2 separate regions of the Homo sapiens genome follow, and region 2 is linked to region 1. A link is a contact called in ENCODE Hi-C data. All regions are on one chromosome and are shown on one strand. The core of a region is the stretch at or near the end of the contact, and the rest is flanking DNA. Distances in the headings are between cores, read along the strand shown. Region 1 holds the start of PANK3 (pantothenate kinase 3). Region 2 has its middle 50 kb from the start of SLIT3.

Region 1 (6,646 bases), core at 2,004-4,503:
ATTAGTTATTTCTAAGGGGAGCTATATTAGAAACTACTACCCCAACTATCTACTGGGAGTGATGACTCATATTACAACTGAGTTTACAACAGGCCAATCAAATTACACAGACACAAACTACAAATATATGCTATACCATTTTCTCTGGTCTTAACAAAAATTTCAAGTACCTTACTACTTGGGTTAATAAAGCACAAACTCAAAACCTACATCACACCACACTTAAATACATGTATCACCTTTTACTATCACCTTGTTAATCCAGTTACATGCTATACAGGTAACCCAAACACAATCTTAAAAATCTGTACCCTAAGAAATCATGGCAGGCAGGGAAGAGAGTAACACAGGATTGACTTTCTCCTTCCTTCCCCTGGCGTTGAATTAACACATAATTTCAAATGCTAATCTTCCAGTTACACAATTTAGAGGATGAAACTAATTCCTTTTTAAATCTTCTGGTTAATATATGCATTCGGGTTTATAACCTGTTAAGATATTGGTAATGTATTTAGAAGAAATATTTTCTAACACTTAGGTAAATAATGTGAAGCCAAGGTCACTTGTTTAGCCAATATAATATACAGCTTCTTCTAGTATGCAGTTAAATGATGCAATGCACATAAAGAAAATGCCATACACACACTATGTGATCAATAAATGTTTTAATTATGCCAAAAAAAACCCCATACAGGTATTCAAAAACAAAACAAATATATCTTTTGTTAACCTGAGTGATTTAAAGTTAAAATAATATTAATATTATTATTATTATTATTATTTGAGACGGAGTGTTGCTCTGTTGCCCAGGCTGGAGTGCAGTGGCGTGATCTCGGCTCCCTGTAACCTCCGCCTCCTGGGTTCCAGCAATTCTCCTGCCTCAAGCCTCCCGAACAGCTTGGACTACAGGCGCGTGCCACCATGCTCGGCTAATTTTCCTATTTTTAGTAGAGATGGGGTTTCACCATGTTGGTCAGGCTGGTCTCGAACTCCTGACCTCGTGATCTGCCCCACTCAGCCTCCCAAAGTGCTGGGATTACAGGTGTAAACCACCGTGTCCAGCCTTATTTTTTATTATCTGGGACAGTTCATGGTTGAAATACCTTCTTTCCCACACACAAAACGTCATGTTCCTTACTTTTACTACAAACAACAGACAGTAAAGTTACCTTTTACATATAAAAATGTTAGGCTTCTACACCATAGTAACTGACCAGATTTTCAGCATGATTCAATTTTAAGATTAATGGTCTCACAACATACCACAATGTTGTAATAATCAACTTATTTGGGGAAAAACAGGGGGTATTCTCTAATTTCTCAACCTAATGTGTATTTTTAAGTCTTTGGCTGGGACTACAGGCGTGTGCCACCATGCCCGGCTAATCTTTTTATTTATTTATTTGTAGAGATGAGGTCTCACTATGGTGCCCAGGTTGGTCTCGAACTCCTGGCCTCCAGCGATTCTCCCGCCTCGGCCTCTCAAAGTGCTGGGATTTCAGGTGTGACCCACCGTGCCTAGCCCTATTTTATAAACTTCTCATAATAATCTTTATAATCTCTCCTAAAACACCTTTGAAGGAGGTAGTACTCATACCTGATTATTAGTTTGTTCAAATCTAAGTAATCAAATCACTATCATGACAAAAGAAAATAATCACCACCACAAGAGTCAGAATTTGAGTTGGTCATACACTGTTCACCAAATGGAAATTCTAAGAGAAGCAGAGAAAACGTATGCGTGAGGGAAAATGTCCAAGTGTTCTAATTACTGCACCTGTTCAAGATGCATTAGTTTAATTCAGCAAATGAAAATTTAAAGTCTCTCTATATTACTTTTCATTTAAGCCTTCACATCACTATTTTATAGATTTCTTGAACAACTATGACAGGATCTATTCAGTTATAAATAATTTTTTAAAAATTTTAATTAACAGATGAAACTACCAGATAAAGTACTTAGACAATGCTCTATGGGTGCAAGAGAAAGAACACTGTATTATGAGTCAGTCCCCTTAGAGTTATGAACCACATAGCACATGGTTGGTACATGCTTGGAAAAGTTACTCTGGGGCTAAGTTCAATTTCCTCACCTGTGAAGTTAAGACCAAATTACCTTACAGTTATATAGGAATTTGTAGTTTTCACAGGGTTTTGGCTTGTTGCCTCTCAGGTGAGTTTTACAGGAACCCCGATAGGCGGGCAGGGAAGGTGTCAGCGCCCTGTTTTATAGTTGTGGATTTCTTAACAGTTAAAGAGATCACATGAAACACTGTAAAAACAGCAAAAGTATCAATACGACTCTAAGATGAGCATGAATCCCCACGTTCCTAGTCCTTCTGGGAGGCTATACTTAAAAAGAGTGACAATCACAATGGCTGGGTGATTAAATAAGTCAATTACTGGAATAAAAGGTTTTTAAAAGACTAAACATAAAAGGAAGCAAATGAAAGTCGACCTTTCTAAAAGCATAGTCAGAATTTAAGTACATGCATAGAAAAATATCTACGGGTATTCACCATAATATTAATAGCGGTTCGCTCCGGGTGCGGGGAATACGGGTGACTTTATCTTTCTTGTTTATCTGCGTTTTCTAAAACAAACATGAACTAGTTGATATTCTAAACAAAAACAAGCCAAAGCAATTACACACTGGCAGACTGCATGCACGTACGTTTGAAAGCTCCAACTGTAACAACAGTGACAACTCCCAGGAACCCACCGGCATTTCAAGGACACAAGCAGGAAGCCCGGAAATCCCTAAAAACAGGTGCTAAAAGCCGCCAGCGCAACCTGACAGCCGCGACCGCCTCTTTTCAACCTGAATTCAGGGGGAGCTGGGAGAGGAGACTAGTCTGGTTTGACAAAAATCAGAATCAGAAATTCCCTCTGGCACCTCCCAGATCTCGAAGAGAAAGTGGGAGGAAAGGCTAGGGGGCGGCAGGCATTCACCATGCATGAATAGGGGGATGGGGAGGACGGAAGCCTCGAACTCGTGGCTCAAATGGTCCCTCCGCCCCCATACCGGACGAAGCGCCGGCGAGGAGCGACGGGCTTGGAAGCCGACCGCCCAGCCAAGGGGCTTTCAGACGGGGCCCAAGGGTGCCCTCCCAACCTGGCGGGCCCCAGCCCCCGTCTTACAGGGTTTCTTGGCATCTTTGATCTTCATGGCGTCGGCCCGAGGGGCGATGGACGGCCTCCGATCCGGGGCACTGAGAGCAGAGGCGGCGACTCCGGAGGTGGCTGGGCCGCGCGGCGAGGCCCGGCCGGTTCCTCCCCTCAGGCCGGGCGGGGCCGGCCTAGGGCGGGGCGGCGGCGCCTGAGGAGATGCCCGGCCCAGGGGGCGGCCCCCCACCCCCGCGAGGGGTGGCCGGGACCGAGCAAGCTGGGGAAGGCCGCCGGCCTCGCCGCTCCGGGGCCCCCCCGCAGCCGCTCCAAACAAAAGGCCCCGGTCCCCGGAGCCGCCGCCACCGCCGCCGCCGCCGCACTGAGAAATAGCCCGCCCAGGCCGAACGCCCACGTGACGCGAGCCCCCCCTCGCTCCGCTTCCGCCCGGCTGCTGGGGATTGTAGTTCTCCGGTTCGTGAGGCCCCGCTCTCTGGCTGTAGTTGTGCAGGTGGACTACAAAGCCCGAGATGCATCGCGGCCCCTCCTCCGAGGCCCCTCAGCTTCCGCAGATCGCCTCAGAGTGGTCCCAGCGAGAAGAGGGCTGGGTCTTAGTCACGCCAGCGAGGAGGCGACCAATGGTGACTGAGATGGGCGTGCTGGGGAAGTCGGGCTCAGACCTCAGCAGGTCGCGGAGAGAAGGGGGAATGAACTCTTCGAGAGGACTGTCATGGCTGTTCGGCCATTCTCAGATTTCCCCTTGAGACAGGAAAGCTGGTCGTCAGGCCATGGAAAGCGCTACAATCAGGGCTCTAGAGCTGTGCTTAAGATAGACCCTTGAGTACATTGGCGGATTAAAATTATTCACAAAGGAATCCTTTTGCTTAATAGAGACACCTTGAATGTTAGGGTCGGAATGATGACAATAGCAGGAATAGAGGTAACATCTATGGAACGCGTTATGTTCATGGGACTCTGCTAAGCACTTTGTGTGATTTACTTAAATTCAGGGGCCTTGTGGACCACGTGCAATTATTCATTTTATTGTCACTCATTTTGAAGATGGGGCACGGTCTGAGGAGTTAAATTGCTTGCTGAGCATTCTTTTTGCCACCGATCCATATTCCCCTGGGGCCCTCCAGCCCAGCTCTCTCCTTCTAAAGGGAAAACTGACTCCCAGAGAAGAAAATTTAGTTGCTCCAGTTCTCACAGTAAAGCCAGGACACCCTTTCCCCTTGCCTCCTAGAGTCTTAGTCCTCCAGCTGGAATGGGAGAAGATGGCATTGGGTATCTTCTCTTGGCCTTCACTTTTGTTGCCCAGTTAGATGGCCAGGAATTCTGTAGTTTTTACAATAGATGGATAGAGGGTTGGCAGTAGAGGATTGGGCATTCCAGTCAAAGAAACCCGCTTACCAAAGAGCCTTACTGCCCCTTCTTGCAGATGATAAGCCAAGGGATGTGAAGAAGGACAGGAGAGGACACAAGCTACCATTTATTGAGTACATACCAAGGGCTGACACTTTGCAAAGTGCCTTACTTTTAAAATTTAAATTTAATCCTCCCAACTACTTTTTGAAATACAATGATTAAAAACTAAAAAAACTTGCTGGGCGCAGTGGTGTGTGTCTGCAGTCCCGGCTATTTGGGAGACTAAGGTGGGAGGCCCAGGAATTTGAGGCTGTATGTGATAGAGTTTGTGAATAGCAACTGTGTCAGAGGCATTTACCAGAGCGACTCCATCTTGAATAGGGATTGGATGAAATAAGGCGGAGATCTACTGGGCTGCATTCCCAGGAGTTTAAGGCATTCTTAGTTGCAGGGTGAGATAGGAGGTTGGCACAAGATACAGGTCACAAAGACCTTGCTGATAAAACAGCATGCAGTAAAGAAGCTGGCCAAATCCCACCAAAATCAAGATAGCAATGAAAGGAACCTCTGGTCGTCTTCACTGCTCATTATATGCTGATTATAATGCATTAGCATGCTAAAAGACACTCCCACCAGTGCCATGACAGTTTACAAAAGCCATGGCAACATCAGGAAGTTATCCTATATGGTCTGTAAAGGGGAGGAACCCTCAGTTCTGGGAATTGTCCGCCCCTTTCCTGGAAAACTCGTGAATAATCCACCCCTTGTTTAGCATATCATCAAGAAGTAATAATAAGTATAAGCAGCTGAGCAGCCCATGCTGCTGCTCTGCCTATGGAGTAGCCATTCTTTTATTCCTTTACTTTCTTAATAAACTTGCTTTCATTTTACATTCTGGATTCTCCCCAGATTCTTTCTTGGAAGAGATCCAAGACCCTTCTCTTGGGATCTGGATCGGGATCCCTTTCTGGTAACAACTGTACTCCAGGCTAGGTGACATAGTGAGACCCATCTCCAAAATAAAATAAAAATGTTAAAAGTTAAAGAAGAATTCACACAAATTCAAATATTGGTTCTATCACTTGTTAACAAACATGGGCAAATTACTTCATCTCTCTAATTCTTTAAAAAAAAAATTTTTTTTAAGATGCGGTCCCACTGTGTTTCCCAGGTTGGAGTGCAGTGGCATGAGCAAAGCTCACCGTAACCTCAAAGAGCAATCTGTGGGTGGGGCGGTGGCTACACTGTAGTCTCAGCCTCCTGAGTAGCTGGGACTGTAGGCATGTGTTACCATGTCCAGCTAAGTTTTTTATTTTCTGTAGAGATGGGGTCTCACTTTGCTGCCCAGGTTGGTCTTGACCTGCTGGCTGGCTTCAAGCAATCCTCTGCCTCAGCCTCCCAAAGTTTTGGGATTACAGGCATGAGCCACTGTACCTGGCCGTCTCTCTGATTCTTGTTGGAAATAATAATGCCTACATTTCACGGGTTTGAGATGGGGATTAAGTGAAAAATGCGAATAAGGTAACATGGCGGTCTGAATGTTTGTATTCGAACATGGTCTGAATTCAGTATTGAGAGGTGGGGCTTTTAAGAGGTGAATGGATCGTGAGGACTCTCCCCTCATGAGTGTATTAATTCATTCATGGATTGATGGTTTAAGGAGTTAATGGATTTATTAAAAGAGGCTTTATTAAAAGAGTAATAGTAAATCAAACGTAAAATCTAGAATCAAAATCTGGTCTGATTGGTGCCATGTGGTTCCTTATCTTTTACCTTTATTAAAAGAGGCGGAGGCCAGGTGCAGTGGCTCATACCTGTAATCCTAGCACCATAAGAGTCAAAGACAGGTGGATTGCTTGAGCCCAGGAGTTTGAGACCAGCCTGGGCAACATGGTGAGACCAGGCATGATGGCTCATGCCTGTAATCCCATCACTTTGGGAACCCAGAAGTTTCAGACCAGCCCCAGCAACATAGCATACCCAGTTTCAAGTGTTCTGTTAAAAGCAGCAGAAAAGGCTGGGTGTAGTGGCGCATGCCTGTAATCCCAGCACTTTGGGAGGCCGCGATGGGGGGATCACGAGGTCAGGAGATCGAGACCATCCTAACTAACATGGTGAAACCTCGTCTCTACTAAAAATACAAAAAAAATTAGCCGGGCATGGTGGCGGGCAC
Region 2 (6,669 bases), core at 1,589-4,088, 770 kb after region 1:
CCTTGGGAAACCTATTCAGGGTATTGGTTTCTTCATCTGTAGAGTAGGGGTGATATCACCTATTCTATTCAGTTTCAGTTTTGACACATAGTAAATACTGAATAAATGTTTGGTCCCCTTCCTCCAACCTCATTGTTCATCTTTTACTGATTTCCACCTATTGTCTGTCTTCCAGACATCAAGAATGTGATAAGTAACTCAAAAAATATCTATTAGGATTTGGAGTATCAGTAGGAAGGTGTTTTAGGGTAAACAGTACCTTTTTGTTACAACTGAAACTACAGCCTACTGGTCCCCACGAACTTTCTTAGTTCCCACATAAGGGATGTGACCGTGACATTGAGGACAGTCAATGACAGTGCCATGACAGTGTTTGTCACAACAATAATAACAAAACACAAGGGCTTTGTGTTTGGGAATGGGGAAAATAATGGATGTAGTGAGAGGAGTGAGCTGATAGTCACTTGCGGGAAGCTGAAAAATAAACCCAGAGAAGACCTGGAAAGGACAGACAACCAGATGTCCAACTAGGAAGCAAAAATCTTGGCTGGATTCTGTTTCAAACCACAGAATCTGAATTTTTGGAAGAAAGCATTAAAAACAATAAATTACCCCAAATGGCAAAGTTAGGATTCAACTGCCTCAAACTGTAACAACTTAGGCACTTGTAAAAGAGAAATATTCCAGATGGCAAAGTGGAAGGATGAATTATAGAGAAGGAAGTGGCTAATATCCTGTGCAATACTCTGAAGCAATACAAAAAGAGAACCTTCGTGAAGGAACAGGCTGGGGATCCCAGTGTTTCTGGGGGACAGAAATGGAGTGCCATTCAATCAGGGGCAGCTGACCCCACTGGGCAGCCCTGGGTGCCTGGGGCTCAGGCATGATTTCAAATTGCTTTCTGTCTTCCAAGTGATTTTGGAACAAATGGCTCTGGTGGCCTCAGGGGCATGTCTGGAATGACTACATGAAACTTCCAGGGCTTTGATTTGGCGTGGTCCGTCTGGCTTCACTGCCTAGTTCAGGGTTCAGTGGCCTAGATATGATTTCAAATCTCAGTTACTTTTCATCTTCTACCTCTTTTTATATGAGAACACTCCAGCCCTCAAATCAATGGGACTGGATCTGAACAGTAGAACTGGAGGCAGTCTAAGGACTTTGACTTTAGTCCTCTGACTTCTCAAAAGGTAGACCGCAGACCAGCAGTCTCATCATCACCTAAAAGATGATGGGAAATGCAGTAACTCTACCAAATCAGGATTCATATTTTAACACAACCATCAGGTGATTTTTGTACATGTTAAGGTTTGAGAAGCAATGTTCTAGGCGATTTAATAGGGCAAAAGGATGTAGGTCCATAAAGATTCCTATAACCATCAGAAAGGACACTGCACTTTGAGGTAGTCTAATCTTTCCAATAATGATGCACCTCAAGGAGTCTGCAAGTGTCCTAATAGCACTGCCAAGACTTTGACCCCAGCACTAATAGTAAATGCCTTTCAGTTGGAAGTTAGGCCCATAAGCACAAGGACATTTTGTGCTCAATCTCAGCCTCAGCTACTCCATTCTACTGTTTCTCCTCCTTCTCTCATAGAGCATACATCCCCACTGGAAGAAAGTGACAGAATAGAAGAAAGGTGCACAAAACCCTCTATTGGTTTTTTATCACATCAAAAAAAATCTGGATTCTTCACTATGGCCTTATAAAGCACTTCCTGGTTTGGCACCTGATTACACCTTCCATTTTATCTCTTACCCTCTCTCACTTTGCTCCAGCCACTTTGGCCTTCTTTCTTCCTTGAACATACAAGGTTCATTTCCAGTGCCAAGTATTTTCAGTCATTGTTTCCTCTATGGCAGGGGTCCCCTACCCCCAGGCTGTAGAATGGTACTGGTCGGGGCCCTGTTAGGAACTTGGCCACACATCAGGAGGTGAGCAGTAGGTGAGTGGGTGAAGCTTCATCTGTGTTTACGGTCACTCCCCATGGCTCACAATACCGCCTGAGCTCACCTCCTGTCAGATCAGCAGCAGGATTAGATTCTCATAGGACTGCAAACTCTATTGTAAACTGCACATGCGAGGGATCTGGGTTGGGTGCTCTTTATGAGAATCTAATGCCTGTTGATCTGTCACTCTCTCCCATCACCCCTAGATAGGACAGTCTAGTTGCAGGAAAACAAGCCCAGGGATCCCAGTGATTCTGCATTATGGTGAGTTGCATAATTATTTCATTATATATTACAATGTAATAATAATAGAAATAAAGTGTGCAACACATGTAATGTGCTGGAATCAACCCAAAACCATCCCTACCCTCGCCTCCATCTGTGGAAAACCCAGTCCCTGGTGCCAAAAAGGTTGAAGACCACTGGTCTATGGAAATGCTCTCTCTGTCCTTACATCTTATTATTGCTAGATCTTCATAATTCAGGTCTCAGCACAAATGCAGTGCTCCTAGAAAGACTAGCCCTGCCACACCATCTAAAATCCCACCCCACCTTATCCATCTGTATCACATTATCCTGTGTGATGCTCCTTAGGGTACTTATTACTTGGTATCCTCTTCTTTATATTTACTGGTTTAATTTCTCTTCCCTACCACATATAAGCTTTATAAGAGCAATCTTATTGATTGCTATATCCCAAGTGCCCAGAACAGTGCCTGACAGAGCAGTTATTCAAAAGATGTTTACTGGATTTGAGTGAATGATTGGGCTAGGTTAAACTATTGACTTTTGGATTATCTGTGCATTCCTGTGTTTCCTGCTCTAACTATTGTGCTTATGACCACAGACAACTCAGAAGGGCTTACATGGCAGAGGCTGAGTTAATGATACTGTTGGTCTGGCCCATAGGATTGAGATAGTCCACGCTGAGTCATTTCAGAGCTGTGTGGTATTTCAATCCAAGATTGCTCTGTAAACTATGATGGACTGCCTGCCCATGCATAAGGTACTTTCATCTGTAAAGAAGAATATTACAAGCTTTCTGACCTTAAAGGCTTCTCCTTAACTAGGCAGACAAGCAGATAAGCAAATGGTTTTTATACAATGTGAAAAGTAAGTTCAAATTATAGATGGACAAAGGAAGAATACAAGTTTAACAAATGGGGGGGTGTTAGAGTTATTTTCCCAAAAGTAGTGATGTCTGTTTGGAGCTTTAAAGCACAAAAAGGAGTTTGTCAGAAGCACATATAGGTATTCCAGGGAAACAATGGCACCACTAAGGTATAGAGGCAAGAAAGAGCCTGGGGAATTACAATAGTTTGGTAATGCCAGAATGCAAAATGTGCAGTTCAGGCTGGCAGAAGGAAACGAGGCTGGAATAGGAGCCAACAGGCTTATAATAATATATATCCTTGAGGTGCTAGATCCACCATATGTTTGAGGTCAAATACAAATATCTCAAATATCTTTCAGTCCAAAAGAGCCAACAATGAGTTGAGCTGAGAGCATGTTGCAACCTCCAGCCCCGCTTTGTACTCCCCTCGGGCACCATGAGCACCGTGCCCAACAATCTCAAAAGCCCCCACATGCTGGACCCATTAGGCACTGCATGCTCCACCGTCTGAGTCATTTCTCCCTCTGCCACTGGTGACTGAACCCAGAGGAACTCTCCACTAATTGAATTTGAGATGACTCACTCTAAACTAGGGACTTGAAACTCGAAAACCTTGGCAGCAATACCTTGGCAGTGAAATTCTTGGGTCATATTGTCCAGCTCATTGTCTGGGGAGCCAGTAGGAGCGAGGGGATGTAGTGTGGGTATCTGTCGGGGAGGAAGGTTGGAGGCAGGGACTTTGGGTTTTCTTAGAGACCTGGAAAGGATAAGAGCATTCACTGCATGTCATTGTTTGTTTGAGCTCCAGCTGGTAGCCAAGAGTTTTTAAAAAATGACATTCGAACATGTTTTGTTTGGCACACCTAGTTTTGTTTACAATATTTGATGCAACATTTTAAAGATAAGGAGCTTTTACATTACATACCACATTTCTGATTCTGTTAAAGCATTGAAAGACCTGGCAATAACCCACTGCAAGTGAAGAATGGATATCCCTGGTACAGGTGGTGTGCTCCCTAGGTTTCCAGAGTCTTCACCCCGATTTTTACATTCTGATGCCCCTGCACTTATATCCAGAATGTTTCACTTGTGTAGTAACATTCAAGGGCCTTTTTGGCCCTATAGGCATTTGTGTTTGCAAAGCCTATTCTGAAGCTACCAATGAGGAGACAAACTCTGATGACAGTTTTGGTAACAGAGGAATGGACCTCAAAGTATTATTTCTTTGGCATATTTCATCTGCTCAGTGCTCAGGAATTTATTAGAAAATAATGCAATAAAAGGGTGGGCATGAAGGTCAGCAACCTCCACCTCACCTACTCATTCTATTTTGGCAGAACATATAGTAGACATACTGAGGCTGGGGTTACATGTATTATCTTACGTTTCCCATCATAATTGTGTCATGGTATGTATTTAATGGATGCTCATTCAATGCATAGTGAATGGAATGTCATTGCTGGTCCAAGTCTGGGCATCTAATGTCCTCTCCCAGGAGACCTGGCACCCACGACACTGCATGGAATGTTTTTCTTTTTCTCCATCTATTCATGTTTCAATGCTCCCCTTCCTTTCATCTGTACTCATCTGCCTGCTCTTCCCTAAAGCTTTCAAGGACTTCCCCAGGCTGGCAATAGGAACCTTCTCTTCTCTATTCTTATCAGGATTTATTTTTGTTGTATAACTTCCCGAGTCTTTGTTTCATTTATGAGAAAATAAATATCTACTTCATAAGACCAATATATGCATTGTGTCTGGAACATGTTGAAAATGGTAATTAGATTTATATTTATATGCTTATATATTGCTTACTTTATGCCAGGAACCCTTTCAAGTATTTTGCATAGGTTGGTTTATTTAATCTTTACAACATTGCTGTAAGGCAGGTACTGATGTTATAATCCTCATTTTACAGATAAAGAAGCTGAAGCAGAAAGAGATGAAGTAACTTGCTCAAGGAACACAGCTAATAAGCTCTAGAGGTAAGCACAGCTAATAAGCCTTTAAACCCAGGAAGCTGGACCCAGCGTCTATGGCTCCACCCATTAAGTAAAACTGCCTCTCTTCTGAAGTAAGGTCTACATATATGGTAGTATCCTTTGGGTTAGAGATGGCAAATTGTCCTTCAATATCCATTCTCACCAGTGCTATTTTGTATTTTTAATCACACACAGCCTAATTGAATCCTACTTGCTTTTTTTTTTTTTTTTTTTTTTTTGAGACGAGGTCTCGCTCTGTTGCCCAGGCTGGAGTTCGGTGGCTCTAACTCAGCTCACTGAAACCTCTGCTTCCCAGGTTCAAGTGATTCTCCTGCCTTAGCCTCCCAAGTAGCTGGGATTACAGGCACCTGCCATCATGCCCAGCTATTTTTTGTATTTTTGTAGAGACGAGGTTTCACCATGTTAGCCAGGCTGGTCTTGAACTCCTGACCTCAGGTGATCTGCCCACCTTGGCCTCCGAAAGTGCTGGGATTACGGGCGTGAGCCACTGCACCCGGCCAAATCCTACTTGCTTTTTAAGCATGATTTGACTAGCACAAGAGAAAGGCAGAAAAGAGAAGTCTCCAATAATAGAACGAGTAGAGTAAAGCCTTAGAGGTGGGATCCTCTATCCTTCCTTCTCCTCTTTGAAAAATAGCTTTGTCAGCAGATCCTTCCCGAGAGTTCTTGGCCTTCCAGAAGTACCATAGATCCAACTCAGATGAAAAACTTCCCTGAGGCCAAGTCGCTCGGAACTATCTGAATGCAAATGGCAATGGATTTCCATTTCATCATTTTCAGATAGTACGAAATTCTAGCACTAACTTACCTGAACACGTTTGGTACATGCTCTCTTGTTTGTCCTTAGTTTCTCCATCTGTAAAATGAAGGATTGGAAGAGACCACAAATGGCAAACAGGCTTGCTTTTGCAGGCCATATTCAATCGATTAGTTGTATTTGCTGGGTGTACTGCATCCCATAAGCAGTATTTGACCAGAAATGTCTGCCATTGGAGAGAAACATGTGTCAGCATATTTGCCTGCCTGGGTTAGATGATTCTCCAGGCTTCTACACAATTTTATGTTTATATGAAAATAGCCACAAAGGGAAAAGAGGACAATAAAACAAGAGATATGAATAATAATGTATTGTATACTTGAAATTTGCTAAAAGAGTAGATCTCAAGTGTTCTACATACACACACACACACACACACACACACAAAGGTAATGAATGAGATGATAGGTGTTAATTAACTTGATTGTGGTAATCACTTCACAATGTATACATATAAAAACATCATGTTTTACAACCTACATTTATACAATTCCTCAATTATATATCAATAAACCTGGAAAAATAAAGATGTATAAAAAAGATTTACAAATAAGATTTTTAAAAAAGGATTGTGAGGAAACAAAGTATGACAGTAGAATTACCATTTTTACTAGAGGCAGTAAAGGTCAGAATTAATATTGCAGAAAATCAAGTCAATAATAGAGTTGACAAATACAAAATTTTAATGCAGAGAAAAAGAGCAAAGTGTGAAGTTGGGGGTCGGGCCTGGCGGCTCACCTGTAATTCCAGCACTTTGGTAGGCTGAGGTGGGCAGATCACCTGAGGTCAAG

Evidence for each region. Hi-C counts contacts between places; a loop is a spot of excess contacts on that map. Pooled maps may share reads with other maps.
Region 2: a map of PC-9 shows a loop between it and region 1 (13-fold over the local background). The contact joins the enhancer-like site here to the promoter of PANK3 in region 1. A Hi-C loop is called at or near these places in 2 of 168 maps with a recorded cell type or tissue (PC-9 and endothelial cell of umbilical vein), 1 of 37 single-sample maps with no recorded cell type and 4 of 50 pooled maps.

What each region holds. Positions count from the first base shown.
Region 1 is chr5:168,576,115-168,582,760 of GRCh38, forward strand. PANK3 (pantothenate kinase 3) reads right to left here and starts at 3,254. Exons shown (of 7, transcript NM_024594.4): 1 at 3,142-3,254. The coding sequence starts at 3,169. RefSeq lists enhancers at 2,982-3,051, 3,142-3,685 and a silencer at 3,202-3,531.
Region 2 is chr5:169,347,358-169,354,026 of GRCh38, forward strand. No RefSeq gene overlaps it. Among named protein-coding and RNA genes, the nearest start is that of SLIT3, 50 kb to the left of the region's middle. Within about 2 kb of position 2,839, at least 5 of the 41 ENCODE cell types and tissues checked have a DNase peak (open chromatin) inside an H3K27ac peak, as active enhancers do; they include PC-9 and endothelial cell of umbilical vein, where a contact is called at or near this core.